Linked DNA regions of Homo sapiens: all the other regions are linked to region 2. A link is a contact called in ENCODE Hi-C or POLR2A ChIA-PET data. All regions are on one chromosome and are shown on one strand. Each heading gives the region's core, a stretch centred on a gene start or an enhancer-like site at or near the end of the contact. The rest is flanking DNA. Distances are from core to core; before and after follow the strand shown.

Region 1 (2,700 bases), core at 38-2,537, 280 kb before region 2:
CTTTTTCCTTTGAGTTTTCAACTGAAAAATAAAGCTGGCAGAATCCAAGAACATGTCTCTAGATTGCTGGGGTTGATCATCCACTCAAGAGAGGGGGAGGCGTGGGCAGCTATGGAATCTGCTCACCGATAGGGGGTGCCCTCGAGCCCTCTCTGCACTGAGCCTGGTAGGAGCTTGTAGGGCCCAGATTCCAGAGCAAAGGGCAAGGCATCAGCCACGGGGACTGAGGCAAGCTGAAGGCCAGACTTGACCGTCCTTGACCTCCGCCCCACCATCCCCCCCATGAATCCCTGGTGCATAGCAGGTGCTAGATGAAGTTCAGAAGAAAGAACTCCAGGGTGAATGGGAACAAGAAGGTTGGTCCTCCACACCCCCACACTGGAGGGAAGACAGAAGGGAGAGTGGCTGTGATTTGAGTGCTTTGCTGTGGTTACAGCCTAAAGACCCTGGAGACCAGGCACTGCTCCAAGTGCCTTGAAAGATGTTTGATCTGGGGGCTGGGTGCAGTGGCTCACGCCTGTAATCCCAGCACTTTGGGAGGCCGAGGCGGGTGGATCATGAGGTCAGGAATTCAAGACCAGCCTGGCCAACACGGTGAAACCTCATCTCTACTGGAAAAAAAAAAAAAAAAAAAAAAAATCCGGGCATGGTGGCTGGCGCCTGTAATCCCAGCTACCCAGGAGGCTGAGGCAGAGAACTGCTTGAACCCAGGAGGCGGAGACTGCAGTGAGCCAAGATCACACCACTGCACTCCAGCCTGGCGACAGAGTGAGACTCCGTCTCAAAAAAAAAAAAAAAAAGTTTGGGTCGGGCACAGTGGGTCACGCCTGTAATCCCAGCACTTTGGGAGGCCAAGGTGGGTGGATCATGAGGTCAGCAAATCGAGACCATCTTGGCTAACACGGTGAAACCCCGTCTCTACTAAACATACAAAAAATTAGCCGAGTGAGGTGGCGGGCTCCTGTAGTCCCAGCTACTTGGGAGGTTGGGGCAGGAGAATGGCGTGAACACGGGAGGTGGAGCTTGCAGTGAGCGGAGATCGTGCCACTGCACTGTAGCCTGGGCGACAGAGCGAAGGCTCCATCTCAAAAAAAAAAAAAAAAAAAAAGTTTGATCTTAGGCCTTACAATAGTCCAATGAGGAACGGATGATCCCCACTTAATGAGAGAAGAAACAAAGGCTCAGAGAGTTGAGGGGATTTCCCCAAGGTCATACAAGCTACAAACAGCCAGGATGGCACTGACGCGGGCCTGCCTGCCTCCCAAGGCTGCCCAAGCTCACTCAACCCCCACTTCTGCTTTTGCAATAAAAGAAAAGCAAATCACTGGTGCTCAGGGGCCCATGAGCAATTCAGAGTCAGATGCAACTAGAGTGTGCAGCCACCTGACCTGTTGGTTTCTCAATATGCTTAACGGATCCATGATTTCTGGTCCAGAAAGGAAACGCAGAAGCTTTCCTTCCTGCCTCCCACATTCTATGGGTCAAGTATTTACCAAAAACACAGCAGTGGACTGGACACCAGCAGAGATACAAAGAGGGAAACATAGTTCTCCCTTCTCAAGGCAGGTTGGACAACATCAATACTTTCCAACTGGGGGGTGTGGGTGGAGTACTTATGCATGAATTTGAAACAGATAGGAGAGGGAATGATTCCAGCGGAAAGACCAATTCACGTCTACAATATACACTGAACTCCAGCCTGGACAACATAGCAAGACTCTGTCTCTAAAAAAATTTAATCATTAGCCAGGCATGGTGGCACATGCCTGTCTAGGAGGCTGAGGCAGGAGGATCACTTGAGCCCAGGAGTTCAAAATCACAATCAACTATGATCACACCACTGCACTCCAGCCTGGGCATCAGAGCAAGGCCCTATCTCCAAAACAAAACAAGGTAAGATGTTTACATACAAATCAAGGTAAGAAAATCCAAAATAAAATATTACCAAACAAACCCCACTGGGGCCTTAAAAAAAAAGTGACCTAAACCAAGTGAGAATTGTACAGTGTGACAAGGATAGCTCAAAATTAGAACATCTTTTAATTTCAAATATATATATATATATATATATATATATATATATACACACATATTTTTTTTTTTTTTTTTTTTTTCCTGAGATGGAGTCTCGCTCTATTGCCCAGGCTGGAGTGCAGTGGTGCGATCTAGGCTCACTGCAAGCTCCGCTTCCTGGGTTCACTCAGTTCTCCTGCCTCACCCTCCCGGGACTACAGGCGTCCGCCACCACACCTGACTAGCTTTTTTGTATTTTTAGAAGAGATGGGGTTTCACCATGTTAGCCAGGATGGTCTTGACCTCCTGACCTTGTGATCTGCCTGCCTCAGCCTCCCAAAGTGCTGGGATTACAGGTGTGAGCCACTGCGCCCAGCCTAATTTCATTCATATTAATATGTTAAAAATCATAATCATCGTAGATGTTGAAAAGGCATTTGACAAAATTTACTACAAAATTTAGAAAAAAACACATCAAATTAGAAAGAGGGATACTTCCTTAAATTACACACGATAAAGGAAATTACACCCAGACACACACCCATCAAGCCAGAGCCCAGCATCATTTATAGGGGATGGAAGCAACAGAAGCTTCCATTAACCTTCGCAACAAAAGAATGCCCTCTGTTACCACTATTATTTTGGAGGCCCTAGCTGATGAAACTAGGCAAGGAGGAAAGTAAGACA
Region 2 (2,700 bases), core at 140-2,639:
GGTTTCGAACTCCTGATCTCAGGTGATCTGCCTGCCTCGGCCTCCCAAAGTGTTGGGATTACAGGCGTGAGCCATCGTGCCCGGCTGTAGCTCCTGTCTTACTCAACTGTCCAGAGCACTGTGGCAAACCCTCAGCTATGCTGACTGCCTGGACTCTGTTCCTGGAGTGGTCATTCCCAACACACAGACCAGAGCTGGCCCGTGGAGAGAATGTCAGGACTGATCAAGGTGAAAATGGGGAGGTGGGGGGAGCCCTGCACCCAGAGTCAGAACATGATGTGCCAGGCTGCTATGAGGGCCTTTCCAGCCGTGACCCCTGCACAGCCTTTTTTCTTTTTCATCTTCTCTTTCCTTTCTTTCTTCTCTCTGGTTCTTGCTCTAAAAGCACGACCTAGAAAAGGCAGGCTTTCCACGTTCCATAACATTACCGCCCACTTTTTCCTGCTATTTACATCAAAGATCCCAAGCTCACACATTTGAAACAGAATGTCATTTAAAAGACTACCCACTTAAAAAAAAAAAGAAAAAAAAAGATTAGCAACTGTTCAAATAAGAAACAAGTCATGGAAAATGTGACTTTCATTCTAGTTCTGCTTGATCACACCTGCTAAGAAGAAAGTAGAAACTTCAAACGCATCACAGGTACTGAGGGAGCCCAGAGCTGCAAAAGGTTAAGTGCTTTATCGGGGATCATCCAGTAGTAGGAAACTTTTTCCATTATGTGCTTAAAGGCCCACAGCCCCTTTAAATAGCCCCCTGCTACCTCATAATAACGATAACTTGATTCATTCTACAGGCTTTATTGATTTAAATGTGATTCACGTAAAATTCATGGCAACCATGCAAACCTAATTTTTCACATTTGAGCTACATTAGAAACTACACGGCAGAGGCAGGAGGGAAATGAGAGAAGGCATATTCGGGCAGTGGGGCCAAGGCAGGCATGCAGGGCCCCACAGGAAAAAAGGGAGAGATTTTTCTAAAGAACTCAGATGCAAAAAGAGACACACAAGGTCAGTTCTTAAGAAAGGAGCTTGCCTGATGTGGCCTGGAAAAAGTTGTAGGGGGGGAGGTGGTGCCTGTAAATGCTTCAAACTTCAGAGGCAAGGCCTTGTGTGGCTCTCAGCTGCCCCTCCTCTGAGCAGCTGGAGCCAAGAGGGCCCGTTAAGCCACAAGAGCACTTCTGCCTCCTCCCACAAACCTCACATCTGTAGATGAAGCCGGCTCTGGCTTCCAGAAGGTTTACTGCAATCACACCTTAGGGCTGGAAACTTATCAGGCTCGGCCTGCCCAGGACAGGCGCAGAGCTTCTGAGTCAAGCCTCTGGAACCCCTGACTCATGTTACCCTTCAGTTTCCCCTTTGAGCCCCTGGAGCCTTCATCTTTGGTCACCTGAAGGTGACACAGCAAGGTGGTTCATTAGGACAGCCACAGGCTGGGAAGGGGCCCTGTACAAAAGAGGAAGTACTCTGGAGGAAAGGTTGAGACCAGGGCATGATTTAGAGGAATGGGGTCAGTCCTGCTTCCTAATGCCACAGTTACAAAAGAAGGCAGAAATTAACCACCATGGCTTCTACAAGCACATGATAGGACCTGCCTGTCGTCCAAAGACCCTCGTCACCCCTCCACCCCAACAGGCTAGGAAGCCTGTGGGTCCTCCCTTCTAACCAAGCCTGCCCCATCCCTGAACGCACCGTGGCTTGGGTCACTGTCCTCTCACCTGGGGTGAATGAGAGAGGCATGTTTCACCAGCTGCCGCCTCCATTCTTGCTACCTCATCCCTGCTAACTGTGCCATGGAAGTGGGCTTCCTGGAGCTGCTCCCAGCCCACTTTCCTGTCCTTCAGCAGGGCCCCTTCTCTGCACTGCCACACCCTCATATCCTGGCTCGCCTTCTACCTCCTCTTGCTCAGTCTTGTACACGCCCTGCCCTCTTCCACCTGTGCTGTGCCCAGGGTGCATCTGCCCACCCTCGGCGCCTGGCTGATATTTACTTCTTCAAAAATACGCCCACTTTGCTTTAAGACAGATTCATTTGGTGACTCCTCAGTGCCAGGCGGTATAGATATGAAGAGAAAGGTGACCAGTCACTGCCCACCTTCCAACCCTTGAGTCCGGGCAGAATCACTGAAGTGTCCAGCAGGGCATGCTCCCGGCCTGTACACTGGAAGCCTGTTTGTTCCTTTGCCTGAGTGCCACAGGAAGTGTCAGCTAGGGTTTAGGAGGCCTTGAAGCACTTTTTGAGTCCTAGACTCATACTCACTGGGACGAGTATGGCCACGGTAACCGCACTGGCTGAGGAAAAGTGGCTTTGTTCTCCAAATGTCCCAACTCCAGGGCCCAGGCTCACTGTGAGGGATGGCAGGGAAGGGCCACTCCAGTGAAGCCTACTGCCCTTCTCTCTCTCACTCTGCTGTGCTGAGCAGGTCTAGCTGAATTCATAAGAGATGAGGGTGCACACCATGTGATGCCCCAAAAGCACCATGAGAAGGGGGTGCAAAGGCTGTAGGAGCCAGCAGGGAAGTGGAGGTGGTGGGGGGTACAGGAGGAGGAGATCCCTGAGATGGGTCTGGACAGATTGCCCAGGTAAGGATGCTCCTCATCCCAGCTCCTCCCTGCTCCATGGGGGCCTCGACACTGGGGTAGGGGGAGCTTCCTGCCTCCTGGCCTGTCTCCCACTAGACTGGGGACAGTCATGATG
Region 3 (2,700 bases), core at 190-2,689, 490 kb before region 2:
TTATTCTTTTAATTAAAAAAATTTTTATAGAGATGGAGTCTCACTATGTTGTCCAGCCTGGCCTTGAACTCCTGGGCTCAAGAGATCCTCTGGCCATGGCCTCCCAAAGTCCTGAGACTATAGGCAAGAGCCACTGCACCCGCCCCCTTCATATTTTAAAAGCAGTAAAATGTTGCCCACACTAATAACATCTACATGGGAACCTCCTATGCTTGGGAGAACTTTGAAATCCCTTCCAACTTGGTAACTCGTCCACGGCTGAGGGTGGCCCGTCAGTGGACATGGCGCAAGGTGGCAAGAACTTGGGGCTGGGGACACTTTGCTGAGGGACCCGGGACAAGCCACACTCCCTATCTGGGCCTCACTATCTTTAGGACCTCGGGTAAAGGCATGGGATTTGGGCACCGGAGGGTTCTAAGATCCAGGTCTTTGCCAGCATGGGGCTCGGAAGCTCCCTGTCCAAATGGCGTTTGTTTGTGGATGGCCACATCATGGTTCTGCCCATCTCCTGACTCTGTGTACTCTGAAAGCCAGGCATGCTTCTTAATTCCCTCTAATGATTTCCCAGAGAGCCTGCTGGATCCAGGCTGCTGCTGTTATCACTGCAGCCGGCCGATGGGGCTCCAAGCAGACGGGCAGATGGCACCCATTTAGGGGCGGATGTGAAATGGGGCTACTGATTTCCAGAGCTTGCTTTCAGTGATGGCTGAGAAAGGCCTACCTGGCGGCACGGACCACCCTGGGGGCACAAAGCGGACAGGCAGCTGATAAGCCTTACCTAATACCTATCCTGTGCTAAAAACTTTACCATCTTCCCAGTTCACTCCCAGTCGGTCTTAGGAGACAGGACCGCTATTGTGCCCATTTTGCAGACAGGAAGCCGAGCTCAGAGAGGATGGGTAACATGCCCGAAGGCACAGAGAGTGTCTTGGTCTGTCCGGACGCGTCTGTAGAGTTACAGGAAGAGAAGGGCCGCCCTCCAGAGGGCCGGGAGCGCCCCAGCGCGGGTCCGGGGTCGAGGTTGGTGGTCCCGCCGCCTGGAAGTGGTGGAGCGGCGCGGGGAGGGGGGAAAGTGGGGAGAGCCGCGAGCGGCAAATCAGGAGGGAGGGCCAGGCTGTCGGGGGCGGACGGGTGGGGCTGGCACCGAGAGGCAGGGGCAGGATAGGAGAGTGGGGGAGACACCAGGTCCGCGCCAGGCGTCTCGGGGGTAAGCCTGGGAAGCTCTGGGGTGGCGAGCGAGCCGGGTGTGGGATGGAGCCTGGGGGCGATCAGAGTGAGGCGGGGAACCGGCGGTGGTCTCGCCTGGGGCCCAGGTGCGGGCCGCGGGGGCGGGAGAAGCCGGAAGCCCAAGCCGGCCGCGCTCCGCCCCGGCGGGTCCAGCCCCCGCCCCCGTCCCCGCCGCCCGGCCCTTTTCTCGGGGCGCCCGAGAGGCCAGCTCAGACCTCCCGGCTCGACAGGCGGCGCGGGCGGCGGTGAGTGCGGCGCGGGGACGCCGGGGCGCGGGGACCAGCGGGAGACAGCGGGGGGCCGGTGGCGCCAGCACCTGCTGGGGGCCCCGGGCACTGAGCCCTTGGCTGGGGCCTCCTGGGATGCCAGGGGGCGCGGGTCGGGTCGCGGGCATCGAGGCGCGGCGGAGGGCGTGGGGGCCCGGCCGGGGCGGGGTCCGGCCTCCCAGCGCTGGTCCCGGCCGCGTCTCCGGTTGGGTTCAGCTCCTGCGTCCCAGAGTGGCCCGATCGCGCGTGGCGGGGTCGTCCGGCCCCCACCCGAACGAGCGCCCTTCGCGGCCCGCCGCGTCCCCCTCCCCGGAGAGGACGGCCCCTGGGCTTTTTAGAAAAAGGCGCGATTCTCTCTAGTGACTCAGGTTGAGATTTCCAGAAATATCCCCCGGGGGTTCAGAAACAAAACCAAAACAAACAAAAAAACCCCAACGAATTCCCAAATGCTATTTGCCAAACATTTGACTTCTAGGGGCGCGGGTACCCGCGTTTCTCTCCCTGCCCCCGCGACTTCGCGCAAGATCCGGGAAGGACACCCGAGGCCCCTGGGAGACCCTGGGGAGGTGAAAATCAGAGAGCGAAGCGGGCCGTGGCCCCTAGGCCTGACCCCTCCCCGCGGGGTAAGGCGGGCACCCCGCGAGCGCAGGGGTCCTCTTACTGCTGATGGCACCCAGCTCTGGGCCCAGACGCCGCTCACCGTCCACCGCCGGTGCTGGGTAGGTGCTGGTGGGACCAGCTGGTGACTGGTGGCAGAAGTGGATCTCGCCCCTCCCTGCCAAGCTAGGCAAATACCCTCCCCGCTCTGGTTTGCAGGTCACTGTGGATAGGTGGTCAGTTGGTGGTGTGCCCGAAGCTCTTCGGGGTCAGGGAGAGGAGGTGATAGGGGAAAGGTGTATGTTCTGGAAGGGCCAGTCATGCTTCAGGGACCAGGCTAGTTGGACCTTCACTGGTTTTCTACTTCCCGACAGTGGAGCTGATGTCACTGGCTGTTGGACTGAGCAGTGGTCACTGGGAAATCTACAGTTTGTGGAAGCCACGGGGTCTTCCAAGCTCCTACCAGTCTTCCCAAAGAGGATGCCTCCCTCCCCTTGGCCTGGTGCACTGGTGCTGGTTCAAAGACTGTCTGAAGCCCAGCTTGGGGTCCTCTTTAGGAAAGCCATGATTTGCCTTAATGTGTGCTTGGCTGCTTCATCTGCCCTCTCAC

What was found. A loop is a pair of places that touch in the nucleus more often than their neighbours do. ChIA-PET counts read pairs that join two places held with the same protein, here RNA polymerase II (POLR2A). Pooled maps may share reads with other maps.
Region 1: a loop to region 2 is called in a map of OCI-LY7, with 4 times the contacts of the local background. The contact joins two enhancer-like sites. A Hi-C loop is called at or near these places in 1 of 168 maps with a recorded cell type or tissue (OCI-LY7), 2 of 37 single-sample maps with no recorded cell type and 9 of 50 pooled maps. POLR2A ChIA-PET finds 5 or more read pairs at or near these places in 2 of 52 experiments (B cell and activated CD4-positive, alpha-beta T cell).
Region 3: a pooled map shows a loop between it and region 2 (2.9-fold over the local background). The contact joins the promoter of LITAF here to the enhancer-like site in region 2. A Hi-C loop is called at or near these places in 1 of 168 maps with a recorded cell type or tissue (heart right ventricle) and 6 of 50 pooled maps. POLR2A ChIA-PET finds 5 or more read pairs at or near these places in 3 of 52 experiments (PC-9, activated CD4-positive, alpha-beta T cell and activated CD8-positive, alpha-beta memory T cell).

The regions. Positions count from the first base shown.
Region 1 is chr16:11,369,363-11,372,062 of GRCh38, reverse strand. It overlaps LOC400499 (putative uncharacterized protein LOC400499), which reads left to right. Exons shown (of 67, transcript NM_001370704.1): 67 at 1-48. The region is part of intron 1 of LOC105371082 (a long non-coding RNA gene); the gene reads right to left. Among named protein-coding and RNA genes, the nearest start is that of RMI2, 25 kb to the right of the region's middle. RefSeq lists enhancers at 838-1,338, 1,524-1,583. Within about 2 kb of position 1,287, at least 3 of the 41 ENCODE cell types and tissues checked have a DNase peak (open chromatin) inside an H3K27ac peak, as active enhancers do; they include OCI-LY7, where a contact is called at or near this core.
Region 2 is chr16:11,092,916-11,095,615 of GRCh38, reverse strand. All of the region lies in intron 19 of CLEC16A (C-type lectin domain containing 16A), which reads right to left. Among named protein-coding and RNA genes, the nearest start is that of CLEC16A, 150 kb to the right of the region's middle. RefSeq lists an enhancer at 694-743. Within about 2 kb of position 1,389, at least 11 of the 41 ENCODE cell types and tissues checked have a DNase peak (open chromatin) inside an H3K27ac peak, as active enhancers do; they include OCI-LY7 and PC-9, where a contact is called at or near this core.
Region 3 is chr16:11,585,658-11,588,357 of GRCh38, reverse strand. LITAF (lipopolysaccharide induced TNF factor) reads left to right here and starts at 1,439. Exons shown (of 4, transcript NM_001136472.2): 1 at 1,439-1,472. RefSeq lists silencers at 1,086-1,565, 1,596-1,675 and an enhancer at 2,576-2,685.